Regions from separate parts of the Homo sapiens genome. Here region 2 is linked to region 1. The links are chromatin loops, found by intact Hi-C in ENCODE. Cell type or tissue: PC-9. All regions are shown on one strand.

Region 1 (8,000 bases):
CGTACTACAGGAATCCAAGGTTTGTCCTTCCACAGTTCCCTCTCTGGCCTAGAAGGCAGAATGAAATCTGAAGCAGTGCTGCCTCCCCAACCCCACAGAGACAATTTCCAGTTAGGCACACGCGGAGCTCAGCCGCCTTACATTTTAAATGCAGCTGGGTATAGATTTAGGTGACGAAGTGGGGAAGGGTTCTCTTTAAGAAAAAGATACAAAACAATACATTTAAAAATATATGTAAAAGCGAATATTTAATTAGAAAGAATGATCACAAAAAATACAAATATTTTAAAATGGCCATAACAGCAAACATTAATTGCCAGGCATACCTCTATAATACTTTTTGTCTACAATCTTGTCTACTTACTCTCTAGTCATCCCTTCACACAATAATTTTATGATAATATTTTATATAAATGGAACAGATAGATAATTCAATCTTTCCTACAGTATTAATCTTTTTTTAATTGATAGGAAGCATAAAACAAACTTAGTTTGTAGACTCGGTACAGGTTTGTGTACTTTAGACATAGGAGTTCTGATAAATTCTATTTCACGTGATTCCCATCAAAAAAGACGTGGTGGATTTATAGTTTACATGATGTCATTATTAAGCACATTTCATGTGTACTGTCAATGAGAACAGAATCCCATACTTACAACATTACCGAACATCTGATGATAGAATTTTCTACAGCCTAATTTCTGGCTCCATCCATTTCAAATCTGGCTTCTGCTCTAGGACTCACATACTTCCATGTCGGGCACTGTCCCACCTTCACATTTTGAGAGAACCCTCGCCCTCACCCTCATTTGGGTATACAGGGAGAGTCACCACAGTGGGCAACTGGAGAATTCTTGGAAGCTATAAACCATACAACTATATCCCACTAAAACCAAACTAAATGTATTTCCAACTCAGACGCCCCTTAGCCAGGTCCCCAAAATGTCTGAGTGACAGAAGAAAAACAATGGCCTTGATCCACAGAAGTTAAATTACTTTGCTTTTACACATTTTACAAAAACATTATTATCATTATTCCTCCCTGTCTTCTTTCTCCTTTCTGAACAATTCAGTCCTAAAGCCAGTAGGTGGGACAGAGCGGGGAAGACACACATGCTGGCTAGGGGGATGAGAAGGAGGAGTGACCAAGGTGGCTCACAGAGGAGTGTCAGAGCCCTAGTGGGATAGATGGCAACATGGTGTAGTGACATAGCACGGCCAGCTCAAGCCCAGTGGGAAGGGAATCAAGGGGCAGCCTACAGAGGCTCAAAGTCCAGTCTCTGTGATGTGCCTTCATTACCTGAATCTAATCAGGAGGAAACATCAGATGAACTCAAACTGAGGGATATTCTACAAAATGAATGGCCTGTAATCTTCAAAAATGCAAATATCATAAATGTTAAAGAAAGACTAAGGAGATATCTCAGACTGAAGAAAGCTAGAGACATGAAAACTAAACATACAATCTTGATTCTGAACTGAATTTGAGGATTAGATGGTAGTGTGTCAGTGTTAACTTCCTGATTTGGATGGTTGTATTGTGGTTATGTAGAAGAATGTCCAGATTTGGAGAAAATACATACTAAAGCATTAGGGACTGACGGGGCATCAGATTGGTACTATACTCTCAAATGGGCGTTTGGGAATAGAGTTTCCCTGTATTTTTCTGTATTTTTGTGTTTGTTACCAAATTATATATAATTATATATGTGAGGGGTAGGGGTGAGAGGGCGAGAGCATATGACCATGTGAACACATTACTAGTGTCCCTCAGGACCTCAGGATCTTGGAAGGCCCCATGCAAATATGGGAACCTGAAGCTTCAGTTTCATCAATATCACTACCTCTAACTGCAGCAAACCTGACTCTACCCACTACTGTCTGAAAGGCCAAAGTCCTTAAAGACATAATTTAGACCTTGTCTTAGTTATACCTGCTTTCTTAGGTCTTTGTGGCCTCCCTATCTCTGCTAACACTCAGTGTAGCAGAATGAATATGTTCTGAATGTTGTTGAAGGTCAAGGAGCAGCAGCTTGCACCCGAGGCCCACGTCACCTAAAGCTCTCTGGGGTTTGCCTTTGCTGGGCCCACATAGCTCTGTTGTGTGTATTTGCTAAGCCTGGCTTGGTACAAATGGCCAGTGTTTTGCTTCAGGCTCAATGTAGGTTCGGTGGTATTTGCTGATCAGACTCTCTTCTCCACACCCCCACTTACGTCAGCTGTGTATCATTTGCTTAATGCTCAGGACTTGGAGTCCCACCAGGAAGATAAAAATCAGCAGTGAACAAGAAGTGTTTCAGCTAGTCAAATCTCCAACCTTCACTCACTTCTCCTGGTATGCTCAGCTTAGCTCCTTTCTTCTTTCTACAGATTTGTGTACCTGTAGAGAGGGTACAATCTAGTCTGTCCGCTAGAGAGGACAGTTTTAAGAGAGTTTTGATACATAAGTTTAATTCAGGAGGCTGTTAGTCCCTTTGGCTGCATGTTTAAGCCACCCCAATTGAGACGTTCATAATTAAATAAAGCTCACACCTTGATCTCTTTCTGTGTCTCTCAACTGGTTCCAAACTCAGGCAGAAAATAAAAGAAAGGTGTTATTGGGCCCTCTCAAAGTCCAACACAAATAAAAGATGATGGTACCTTCAGGGTGGTGATAGCAGATAAGGTAAGAAGCGGTGTGATTTCAGATAAATTTTAGGAAGAATTGGCAGGACTCAGTGCTGGATTAGATATGGGGGGATATCAAGGGTCCCTAAGACCCCCTTCACATTTGGAGATTCACTAGATTCTGGGACTCATTACAGTTACGCTATTACAGAAACGTAGTAAGGATACACAGCTGGATTGTAAAGAAAAAGACTCAGGCAGAGCATGGAAGACTTCGTGTGCAGGATTCCTAAGTGTTCTCCCTTTCGCGAGGGGTCACACAGACTGCATTCTTCCTCCAGAAATGAAAATGTAGAAACATGCCTGCAATGTTTTTGCCAGGGAAAGACTGAGCCTCAGCAGCCAGAGTTTTTACTGGACATTGGTCACAGGCACCTCTGCCTAGCAGGTACCAAGTTCTAGAATCTCAGAAGGAAAAGCAAGTGCATTGTTTGTACAAATAGCTTACGCACAGGGAATCACTTTTATTATTTAGGGAAAGCTTTGTATGTGTAGGTGTAGGTGTCGGATAAACTCACCTGATAGTAATAATTTATGCATACCCTCAGAATGACCCCATATGGCAGATGCACCTGAATGTATGTTCTGAGCTAGGGAATCTGGGAGTAGCTAACCTGAAGAGTCATTCTTTATCTATGAGAAACATCTAATATAGGGGACTGAGGCCCTGAATTTTGGGATACATGAAGGTTGCCAGGTGGAGATTGTTAGGGGGAGGGTATAAAGTGAAAATACCATATAAACTGCATGATGGTTGCAGGCGGTTGCAGTTTTCCTGCCCATCCCACCACCACTGGACTCTGTAAGCACCTAATAAAACACCATGTTTTGTTTGCTGGCTCTAGGTCTCTTCTTCGGCCTCTTGAACCTGGTTCCTTTCCTACTGAGGTTAATAGGGCTTTGGCACGACAGTAAGGGACTGTTTACCTGCCAAGTTCTCACATGTCAGCGAAGGGCCAACCTTACAAGCAGACCTTTTTAAGGATAGCAGTCTCAGGTCAGCTATGCGAACTCCTTTCTCTACAGACGGGCAGGAAGGGGTGCGACAAGGAAAAGGGAAGAGTCAAGGAAGACATGCAGATTTCTCCCTTAAGCCTGAAGATGGACAGTGTTGTCACTTATAGAGATGGAGAAGACAAAGAAATGCAGATTTATGGGAGAGAACTAGTATTTCGATTTTGAACACAATGAAATTAGAGATAGCTATGAATTATCAGGTTAAACTATTGTATGTTATAATAAAAAACAACCTTAAAATTCCAGGGGCCTTAACATAATAAAAATTTATTTCTCACTTAAGTTATGTGACTTTCACGGCCTAGTGGAAGTTAGGAAATTGGTGGGGAGATGTAGTCTCTGTTCTGCATAGTCACTCAGGGACCCAGGCTGGTGGAGGCTCCACCATCCAGAATGTTGTTAATTCTTATGACAGAGAAAGAGGCAACTGGAGAAGTCTCATCTCAGCTTTTCTATGCTTCAGTCTACAGCCCATTGTTCAAAACTGGCCATGTGGCCGCAAAAAACTGTAAGTGGAGCTGGAAAATGTGGGGTAGTTGATGGGATATCTGGTGAACACCACTGTTTCTGCCACAATAGCCCCATAGAAATGTCAAGTAGGCATCCCCAACAAACGTATGTCTGGAGACATTCATTTAGGAGTCATAAGCACATAGGTGGTATTTAGAGCCACACTCACTGTCATGTAATCTGAGTTCCAGGGCCTAGTAAGGGCAGTATTATCACCCTTTTCTGGTGTGAAGGAGTAGGAAATCCAGATTGGTGGACACCCTTCAAACTTCCCTGTAGTGAAACTAGCAGCACACAGGTGCCTTCACTAGCAGTCAAGACAGATTGTGGCTTAGGATTGAAGGCAAGTTTTTAACTTCTCTAAGAGGGGAGTCTTGGTGCCTGAAAAGTCTGCCTAGAAACAGCCTGATGCTCACGGCAGAGGGACTAGGCTCACAACTTTCAGTTGAAACCACACATGAAGATATTGAGAGCCAAAATCAGGGGGAAAGCTGGCCACAGGAACCACTAGGTGTCACTAATAGGCCAAAGTTAGAAGCGCGGAAAAGGAAAGGCTAAAAGAACAAATGAAGGAAGGAAAGAAAAGGTAGTACCTGCCCTAAGATGGCCACAGGTGAAACTTAGTGGTAGCATTGCTAACATTGTTCTATTAAAGAAAAAAAAAAGGCAAAATAACAGTAGAAATTATGAACTTTATTCTGAACAATAATGACTTCCAAATAGACTGGATGGGTTCTTGCTGTTACCTAATGTGCATGCCTGTGTGTGAATGGTTTTGTGCATTTGTGTGTGTGTGCACTTGGGAAGTGGAGAAGGGTAGTTTATTCTGACCTCCATTATAGCTTTCCAAACATCACATGACTAACCATATGAATACTTTTGGTAGAGATAAAAGAAAGTTTCTCTTCTTTCATCCTACTTGTGTGTATATGCATGTATAACTACTGAGGTCTTCAGTTTATTCAATATCAAATTTAAGGTCGATGGATCTAAGATGTGTCCTTTTTTAATGCCCAGAATATGACAAAGCAAAAAAGGATTTCTAAAATGGCAAACCTTATTTAATCCTTCGATGACAAGCTGGGGACTACTAACACCTTCCATGTGCCAATAAAATCATTTGGGATGACTAACAGATAATGGAAATTACAATAAATCAAAATATATTTTATATCTTTGATAACTGATACATCAAAACTAGATAGTTAATTTGTGTTTGGGTCAGTGAAAAAAATGGCCAAAAGGGAAATGACCCAATAAAATATTATTGATCACCATAAAACTGTATTGAAGAGAAAAAAAACAGAAGAAACTAGCACTGGAAACAAATTATTCTGAGCTATTCAACTTCTTACATGTTGAGGCTCATTTAAAAAATGGCATTTATATAGCACACTGAGGTAAATGGACAAAGTTCCTGGGTTTCGGCTGCCCCAGTTCATTGGGCCACCCTAGAGCCTGAGATCACTATGTCACCATACTAAATACAAGTTGTAGTGTTCAACCTTGGGTTCACACTGGAATCACTCAGGAAGTTAAAAACATACATTGAATCTGCCCACTCCCTTCCCACCCCAAATAATCTGTGTTTTATTTTGTTGGTCTGGCATACAGACTGGGCATTACGACTTTTCAAAACTCCCAAGCGACTCTAAGGCATAGCCAGGGTTAAGAATCACTGCACTGGAAAGTAGTCAAGGAAATTAAAAACTTAGGCTCATCTAGTTTCCCAGCTCGGAACACAAATATGAGGGTTTTGGTGGTTTTCTTTGTTGTTGTTGTTGTCAATTCAGGGAAGTACAATGAGAAAAAAGCAAAATTGCAAAGTTCATAATATGAAAGTGAAAACTCTCCATCTCCTCCCAAAGCAACCACTATTGTTTCTTTTGATTTTTCGAGAAAAAGTTTATGTACATACCTGCATGTTTGTATTTCAAAAAATAATTGTTTACATTAAAGAGAGGACACCATATATAGTATTCTACGCTTTGCCTTTAATATTCATTACATGATGGGCCTGTCCTTTGAGTATACAGTACACAGCTACGAAGTAATTCACATGTCTGTACTGTTGTGCTGTGTTTTATTGAACCATTCCTCCGTGTTATCACTTCAGCTATTTTCACTACTTCACAGCAATAAACATTTTTTTTTTTTTTGAGATGGAGTTTCGCTCGTGTTGTCCAGGCTGGAGTGCAACGGCGCGATCTCGGCTCACCGCAACCTCTGCCTCCTGGATTCAAAGCGATTCTCCTGCCTCAGCCTCCTGAGTACCTGCGATTACAGGCCTGGGCCACCACGCCCGGCTAATTTTGTATTTTTAGTAGAGATGGGGTTTCTCCATGTTGGTCAGGCTGGTCTCAAACTCCCGACCTCAGGTGATTCGCCCGCCTCGGCCTCCCAAAGTACTGGGATTACAGGCGTGAACCACCGCGCCCGGCCTTAACATCCTTATACATGGGTTACCAGCATCGCGACGACCTTCTGCAAATATTTTTATAGGGTAAATAACTGAATGAAGTCGCTGGGCGCATCTAAAATTTGAATAAATGTAATGAGATCAACAAACAACTAAAAAGTAAACTGATGCTATCCACATTTGTCAAGTACACGAGTATGCCTGCCAGTTTGAAGGTGCTGGCGCGGCGCTGTTGGCCAGAGATCTCTATCAACCAGGGTCATCTGCCGGCAATGCCATAGAGGCGGTCCCGGGGGCGGGCCTTCTTGGGTCACGTGGACGGCCTCGCCCCGCCCCCGTCGAGGCGCCGCGCACGTCTGGAGCTCTGGCTCGTGCAGTAGCGTCACGCGGAGGCGGAGCGAGGACTCGGGGACAGTAAGTTCTGTTCTCGCCGCGCAGGGGGCGGGCTGGCGGGACCAGCTGCTTCCGGCTGGGCTGCGGGCGTGGACTCCTCATTCCGGCTGTGGCCGCGCCGCTGCGGGGCCTGAGGCCCTCTTGGGTTTTGGTTCAGCGTTAGTTAACGGTTAACCCGCCAAGGCGGGCTTCCGCCCAGGCACAGGAGACTCACCGAGCTTGTTCACCTTGAAACTTGGGCCACACCTGAGACCTGCCACCTAAGGGGGGTACGCGGGTCGTTTTTAACAAGCTTTCATGGCATTTGTGCCATGAAAGCTCTAAAGTATAGAAGCTGCTCCAGGGCTTCCGCAGCCCCGGCCGTCCTGGAGATACTCGCCTCCTGGAGTCTGTGTCGAGAATTTGCAGCACCTGGACAGCCACGTGCAGTCTCAGAACTGCAGGCGGTCTTTACCGAAATGTTAAACACAACTTGAAGTTAGGCAGGATAACTGCCAGAGCTGGATGGACCTTAGAGGTGCCAGCTAACGCGCTGTGAGCGTTTTCTGCGGTTAGGCCTGCTCTAAACATTTGACATGTGTTAAAGCATTTATGTGCTTTACCCACACCCCTATGTGGCGGGCCCTTCTTAAAGTAAAAGAAACTGCAGCACAGCGAAGTTAAGCAACTTGCCCCAAATCACGCAGAACTGGGATGCAAACCCAGGTCTAGCTCACTCGTGATCACAATTCAACATCATACGATGGTGCTGATTTCCAGAGCAGCTCTGTGACTTTATATAAAATTATTGGGCAAGCGTTCAATTGTAAACATTCGTGAACATAGCTGTTGCACATTAGCGTTCCTTTTTTTTTTTAATTCAGGACCATCTTTGGTGACAAATATAAATATCAATACTATATATATCACCAATATACATATTTGCTTTGCTAAAAGGTTTCTGTGTCTTCAGGATAGTTTACTTGCAAGCCTCATGTTTTTATAAAAACGTGGG
Region 2 (8,000 bases), 1.5 Mb after region 1:
TGGCTTTGGAACTGGAAATTTCCTCTCATACAATGCCTAAAATGTTGCAAAACAGGTGTAAGCTAATGAACAGGTCATTACTCTTTAAAGAACAATAAAAGTAAATATACCTTTCTACAACCAGAAAAAAAACACACAAACCTTTATAAAATTGTAGTTAACACATGGTTATTTATGCATAGCTTATTTATTCACTGCGTAGAATTAGCCACACATAAAAAGCAAATTTTAAACAAAAGTTTGAATTCACTTTTCCACAAAAAATGAACATTTACAAAATGTTATGCACTGTGCTGGGGTTACAAAAATGAATGTTAAAAAGTTTCTAAACACTCTAAAATTAGTGTCAAAAAGCCCCCAAGAAGCTTACAGTCTCTTAGGGTATATCCTTTCCTATTTTGTAAGTCTCTGACATTTGTTGAAATGTGCTCAAAATATTTAAATTGGAAACAAATTTAGGAAATACTCATCTTCGGACATATTAGGAAATGAGGCATTCTAAGAGATCAGACATTTTGGTTTATAGGGCACTGAACTTTTTCTCCAGGCCACAATATGCAATATAAATCTATTATGTGAAAAATATACACTGTTGTAGTCTGATTCAAGTGTTAAGACTCTCCATACATCTTTTCCCCTAAGCTTACTGTCTTCAATCTTACTGTTTACAAAGCCCTGTTATTACTTTCTTTAAAATACCTTAGATTTATGCCCTTTGACATTTAGAATGCTAGTATTAGGAATGGCAAAAACTGCAATTACTTTTGCACCAACATATACTTGTAAGGAGGCATATACCTCATTACTCCACAAGTGTTCTAGCTCTTGCCATCATACCTAACCTATTCTATGTACCAATACCAGACTAACCTGCTGATGTTAATATTCCATTTAAAAATATATACATTGGGATGGGCATGGAGTCTCACGTCTGTAACCCCAGCAATTTGGGAGGCCGAGGCGGGTGGATCAGTTGAGGTCAGGAGTTCGACACCAGCCTGCCAGCATGGTGAAACCCCATCTCTACTAAAAATACAAAAAAATTAGCCAGGCGTGGTGGCACATGCCTGTAGTCCCAGCTACCTGGGAGGCTGAGGCAGGAGAATCGCGTGAACCCGGGAGGCAGAGGTTGCAGTGAGTTGATATCGTGCCACTGCATTCTAGCCTGGGTGATAGAGCAAGACTACACCTCAAAAAAAGTTTTTTTTTACATTGGCTGTAAATTTTCTTTTCAGTTTGTAAATATAAACTTTTCCTGGTTTTCAAAACTCTTTAATCCACCTGTACAGTCCTAGTTCTCCCAATATTCTCTCCAATACACACCAAGAAACGCAGTCAGGACAGTCACCTCAGTGTCACCTAAACACATAGGACTCACATAGATTCATGTCATTGCCCATACCACTTCTCTGCCAAAATGCACTGTCTTAGGGTCAAATAATATCCAAGCTTCATGGCTCCACTCAGCTCCACTCACTACCTGAAACCTCCTCCATCAACTATTCTATCACTTACTGAAGTTTCTCTAAATTCAGTATATAATTAAAAAAAAAATTGTTCTTAGACTTGCAGTGGTGGCTCACGCTTATAACCCCGGTACTTTGGGAGGCCGAGGTGGGTGAATCTCTTGAGGCCAGGGGTTTGAGAGCAGCCTGGGCAACACAGCAAGGTCCTGTCTCTACAAAGCAGGCATGGTAGCACATGCCTGTGATCCTAGATACTTGGGAGGCTGAGGTGGGAGGATGGCTTGAGCCCAGGAGGTAGGGGCTGCAGTGAGCCGTGATCGTGCCACTGCACTCCAGCCTGGGTGACAGAGTGAGACCTTGTCTTGAAAATAAATAAATAAATAAATAAATAAATAAAAGGTTCTGTTTCATGTGTTATCTTCTCAACTTTAAGACACAGATCGTACTGGTTATTTCTTTGGCATCCACTCCTTCACCCTACACTACCCCAGCAATTAATTTCAAAAGGTTGTCTATTGCTTACCTTCTGTGAACAAGAACCAAACCACTTCCCACTTCCCAGATATTTTTCTTTGCTTTGTTTTTAAATACTTTTTTTCAGTGTAGACCATTTTGAGCATACCTAGACAGATCAATAGCACGTGATAAACTTAAAGATTGTGAATATTTGTCTAGAACTTGTGCTATCGCCTAGACCTCATGCTATAGCCCAATCTTTATCTTCTTGTTCCTCTCTTATGAATAATCAATACATTAAGGAGTGCATTTATGTGCAACCAGATTCCATTCCTATACCTTCAATATAAATATCCTGAAAAACACCTACTACCCTTTTGGGAAAATGTGTAAATGATCCCTACCAAGCTGCTCATTTACTGACTGAATATTACAAGATACAAACTATTAGTATAAGAAGTACATTGACATGTATGGTATCAGTATTACTAATTTATGCTGCCTTAAGAAATCTCCCATGATTAGTGAAAATTTAAGTATATAACCCACTCAAAGAACAAGCTGAATCCTCAAGAAACAGGTGTTCACACACTGTAGCAATCTTTAATTCACATTGTTTTGAAAAATGAAGATAAACTATGACAAATCCTACTGGCAGGATTATAAAAACACAATATTATCTTTTGTTTAACTTAGTTATTGTTGGATATATTTAATTTGGATATTATTATATTTAACAATCTATGCTGAACTTAATTTTGAAGGCAAAGTTAAAAATAAAGGATTTTTTTTTTTAATGTCAGGGGACAGTATAAATGTAGTCCGCCAGTGCCACAAAATATGCAGTCAAGTTCCAATATTTGGGGAAACTGCAGGGGTCAGCACACCTGAAGTGCAATGAATAGGCCTAACCCTGAGAAAACCGTCTTTGAGATTTTGACATTTCATCTGCCAGGTTAAGCATTTTTTTCTATTTGTATAAATGTATGAGGTACATGTAACATTTTGTTAAGTATATATGAGAAGTCATCAAGTCAGGGTATTTAGTGTGTTCATCTCCTGAGTACAATACATTTTGTTTACTATAGTCACCCTACTCTGCTATCAAACATTGAATGTATTCCTTCTAATTGTATGTTTGTATCCTTTAACCCACTTCTCTTCATCCTTACCTCTTAAAAACTAAAGATTTTTACCATTTTTGTTTTTTGAGACAGAGTCTTGCTCTGTTGCCCAGGCTTGAGTGCAGTGGCACAATCTTCACTCACTGCAACCTCTGCTTCCTGGGTTCAAGTGATTTTCCTGCTTCAGTCTCCCAAGTAGCTGGGATTACAGGTGGCCACCACCATCCCCGGCTAATTCTTGTATTTTTAGTAGGGATGGGGTTTCACCTTGTTGGTCAGGCTGGGCTCCTTACCTCAAGTAATCCGCCCACCTCGGCTTCCCAAAGTGCTGGTATTATAGGCATGAACCACTGCACCCAGCCAATTTTTACCATTTTTAATATACATATAAATCTATAAATGTTTGTTCCTTTATGTGAAACAAAAAACTAGCCAACTTATCTGAGACACTAAGGTTTCTACAGATGATAATTACCTGGTGTTTTCAATTAGAAACAGACATATGTATAGTTACATATATTGAATAGATATATATACATCCACACATACATATTTGTGAGGTAACAGCATCATTAATTACTTTTGGCTCTTTCATCTTGTCAGCATTACAGAATGTGTTGCCCTTATGCATTAGTAACAATTTAAAATACCTTAACGTAGAAGGAAATCACTTAAAAGAGCCCAAATAATCAACAGAGTTATTTAAGATTGAGTCTGTCTGTAGGAATTGAGTCTAAGGTTAGAGAGATGTGGGGACAACAGAATCACACTTGTCATTAAGGCCTTTGAGACACATGTATTATTTGGCTAAAAAATGCATGACTACAAAATAAAATAAATACCTTCATATAGGCAAATTCCTTCATGGCAGAGAGACGAGATAAATATAGCCATGACACATTGTGCCTATGTTTATGATAATCGCGTTTGTTTTTCAAATTTCGAAACGAGGTTCTTCCTAGTCTGTGAAGCTTTAATGCAAATTGTTGTCCTTCTTCATTTGCAACAATGTAAATATCTAGAGACAAAATTTCAAAAACAACCATTATTACACGTTTATTCCAATCAGTTAAAACAATTCTAACTTTCTCTAATTTTATTTGTATCAAAAATGTCATTTTTCCTAATAAAGATTGAGTATCCCTCCTTATCCAAAACCTTCGGACCAGAAGTGTTTTGAATTTTGGATTCTGGTATATTTGCACATAAATAATGATATATCTTGGGAGTTATTAGAAGAAAATTAATTCCTGGTATAAATGAATTTTCAGTGATAGACGTTCAGAGAAAATAATAACCTACTAATTAAGGACACCTTCTGATTTGTACTGCTTCCAATCAACTTTCCAACTTACTGTTTAGTTAGAAAAAAGGGAAAATTAAAAGAGGAAAGGTTTCTGAAGGGAAAACATAAACTAAAGCAAAGAAAATACTTTGCACAGTACTATTAGCACTTACCTGATTCTTTGCCAACACCCATCTGGTTTCCAACAGACTCAACTACTTGCCTAGAAGAAAGTGTTTTCAAAGCTAGGTAATCATATCCTGCATTTGTCAACCGATAGCCCTGGACAGCTAGACAAAAATCAAAGCATAAAGACCATATTTCAGTTACATTGTACAACCAAGTCACGTAAGTTCAAGTCATAAGAAAGATTTAACAATAAAGTCTTCATTGGAAAAAGATAAACTGCCCAGGCTCACAAGCTTCCAATTTCTTCCTATAATTTGCATTTCTTCTCCAGTGTACTGATAATCAAAATGTGACCTACAGACAGGTCTGTAAGTGTTTGTGACAAGATAAAAGGAGGAATTTAAGTTCAATTTGTATATCAATTTGACCTAGAATTTATGTCTGTTTTTGTATATCTGTTATCCATTTCATTTTTCTAGTAATTATTTTTTTGTATTTTATAAAAGTAAGGATCTGTGATAGGTTGGAAAAAACTAATCCTTCACCACAGATGGTTTCAGAAGTAATGATCTAGGGTATGACTACTGATTGTATTTTCCAAAGATGGTAGCCACAATAGCTTTATCCTATATGCTCTTCTGCAGTACCTACATGCTCTTCATGCTCTTCTACAGTACCTACATGCTCTTCTGCAGTACCTACATGCTCTTCATGCTCTTCTACAGTACCTACATGCTTTTCTGCAGTACCTACTTGCTCTTCTGCAGTACCTACATGCTCTTCTGCAGTACCTACATGCTCTTCTGCAGTGCTCTACCTGCTCTTCTGCAGTACTCTACCTGCTCTTATGCAGTACCTACGTGCTCTTCTGCAGTACCTACGTGCTCTTCTGTACTCTACATGCTCTTCTGCAGTACTCTATGTGCTCTTCTGCAGTACCTACGTGCTCTTCTGTACTCTACATGCTCTTCTGCAGTACTCTACCTGCTCTTCTGCAGTACTCTACCTGCTCTTCTGCAGTACCTACGTGCTCTTCTGCAGTACCTACGTGCTCTTCTGCAGTACTCTACATGCTCTTCTGCAGTACTCTACATGCTCTTCTGCAGTACTCTACGTGCTCTTCTGCAGTACCTACATGCTCTTCTGCAGTACCTACATGTTCTTACTACTATTCTTTTTTCACCTCCTTTGATCTGGGTGTGCCCTGTGATTATTTTGACTAATAGGATATGGCCGAAGTGTGTTCTGTCAGTTCTTCGTCTAATGCTTTACTAGTCTGGCAACTTCTACTTCTTGACTTTTGGAACACTTGCTCTGGTGGAAACCAATTACCTGAAAAATCACAAATGGTGCCTCAAAATACTTACTTTTGGTACGCTCCCAAGCTATGAGTTTATGTTTCACTAATTCTCTTAAAACTTTATTACAGCCACCATGTTTAAGGCTGGCTATAGAAGCAATCAAACTGCCGGGAACAATTTCATGGTTCTTCATGCCCATTTCAACCTGAAATTAAAGGAATCATTATATAATCATAATCAACACAAAGCCTTGTCTATCAAAACCCTGCGAAATTAACTTCTCCTTGAAGCTTTCCTGACTATGCAGTTCTCCAACTAATTCTGAGACATAATCACTTCCGTCTCTTGAAAATATTTTTAATTGCAATTTGAAATCTAATCATTGATATTTGTATTGGCTTTCCATTTCAAGAGTAGGAACTGTGAGTGCTAGACATACTGATGACATTTGGTCAATGCTAAAATACTTGATGACACCTAAACATTTGTCTTTAAAAACTACAGATATGCCAGATATTTATTAAGCAGGTATTTAATGAGAAAGTACTACATGTAGGCATCGTAGAGGATATATATATATATATGAATGATAGACTGGATAAAGAAAATGTGGCACATATACACCATGGAATACTATGCAGCCATAAAAAAGGATGAGTTCATGCCTTTTGCAGGGACATGGGTGAAGCTGGAAACCATCATTCTCAGAAAACTAACACAAGAGCAGAAAACCAAACACCACATTTTCTCACTCATAAGTGGGAGTTGAACAGTAAGAATACGTGGACACAGAAAGGGGAACATCACACACTGGGGCCTGTCGGGGGGTGGGGGGCTAGGGGAGGGATAGCATTAGGAGAAATACCTAATGTAGATGGGATGGGTTGATGGGTACAGCAAACCACTATAGCATGTGTATACCTATGTAACAAACCTGCACGTTCTGCACATGTACCCCAGAACTTAAAAGTATTTTATATATATATATAATATATATATATAAAATATATATATATTATATATATATAATATATATATAATATATATATTATATATATATTTTTAAATTTATTCCTCAGAGGTAAAAAGCACATATATATATATCTCTATCCTACATGCTCTTCTGCATGTGTATATGTATATATATATATATGTATATATATATATATATATGTGCTTTTTACCTCTGAGAAATTTTTATCTCATGATGGAAATTTTAAAAAATGGTATACATCTAAGTTTATTAGAAGTTAAGAAGTGATAAGTGCTTAAAAAGGTAGCTCAGGGCAGAATAAGAATACTTCTAGCTGAGGGATCAGTTCCAAGGAAGATGCAAAACTAGAGACTGACTTTTAAAAGATGTGGGCATACAGAGAAAACAGACAAGGGGATATTAGTGAAAGAAAAAGATTTGAAAATGGCACATATGCAAGAAAGTACTGACCACAGAGAATAGCTGAGTACAGTAGCAGCTCAGATGGGATAGCATATAGAATTCATGCAAACGCGGCTGGAAGATACTTCTAGGATAGAGAAGGCATTAAAATGTAGACCAAATACTTTTATATTTTATCCTGATGAGAGCAGGAAGCTCTTGAAGATGTTTAGGCGTGGGAGACACACGAACAGGGTTATTTTAAGGACATTAATGTACCAGGAATATGCAAATTGGCTTAGAGATGGCAAAATCTGAGGGGGTACTCCGGAGAACTAAGACAGAAGTCCAGCTCAGAGGAAAGAGCCACCAGAACAGGGTAAGTGGTAGTGGTACTGGAAGGAAGGAATAAAAATCTTTAGGAAGTATTATGGGAGAGCTTGGCAATTAGATGTGGAAGGGTAAAGGGAACGGAAAGCCACAATTGGAAGTGATGAGGAAAAGCAAGTTTTAAGATTTTATTATTTTTTTTTTTTATAGAGCTTGGGAAAAGAGAAAGGGGGTAGAAAAAAATTGAATTTGGTTTGAGCACTGAGAGTCAAATAAAAATGTTTAAAGGAAAACTGGAGGCCAGGTGCAGTGGCTCACACCTGTAATCCCAGCACTTTGGGAGGCCAAGGTGGGTGGATCACGAGGTCAAGAGATCGAGACCATTCTGGCCAACATGGTGAAACCCCATCTCTACTAAAAATACAAAAATTAGCTGGGCGTGGTGGTGTGCGCCTATAGTCCCAGCTACTTGGGAGGCTGAGGCAGGAGAATCGCTTGAACCCAGAAGGTGAAGGTTGCAGTGAGCTGAGATTG

Evidence for each region. Hi-C counts contacts between places; a loop is a spot of excess contacts. Peaks named below come from ENCODE experiments on the same cell type or tissue, not always from the same donor. Only the 100,000 strongest peaks of a DNase experiment are listed, where the experiment ranks them.
Region 2: a loop joins it to region 1, with 14 times the contacts of the local background. A loop is called at or near these places in 7 of 110 quality-filtered maps.

The regions. Positions count from the first base shown.
Region 1 is chr5:95,639,791-95,647,790 of GRCh38, forward strand. It overlaps RFESD (Rieske Fe-S domain containing), which reads left to right and starts at 6,987. Exons shown (of 6, transcript NM_001131066.2): 1 at 6,987-7,027. In PC-9, CTCF peaks have their summits at 4,743 (motif pointing right) and 7,350; DNase peaks (open chromatin) are centred at 7,011 and 7,421; H3K4me3 peaks cover 1,355 bases; H3K27ac peaks cover 1,087 bases.
Region 2 is chr5:97,173,228-97,181,227 of GRCh38, forward strand. RIOK2 (RIO kinase 2) reads right to left here. Exons shown (of 10, transcript NM_018343.3): 2 at 5,828-5,966; 3 at 4,505-4,621; 4 at 3,889-4,064; 5 at 1-36. It also overlaps the pseudogene RNU1-73P. Among named protein-coding and RNA genes, the nearest start is that of RIOK2, 6.0 kb to the right of the region's middle. In PC-9, no CTCF peak of the experiment used is centred here; no DNase peak of the experiment used is centred here.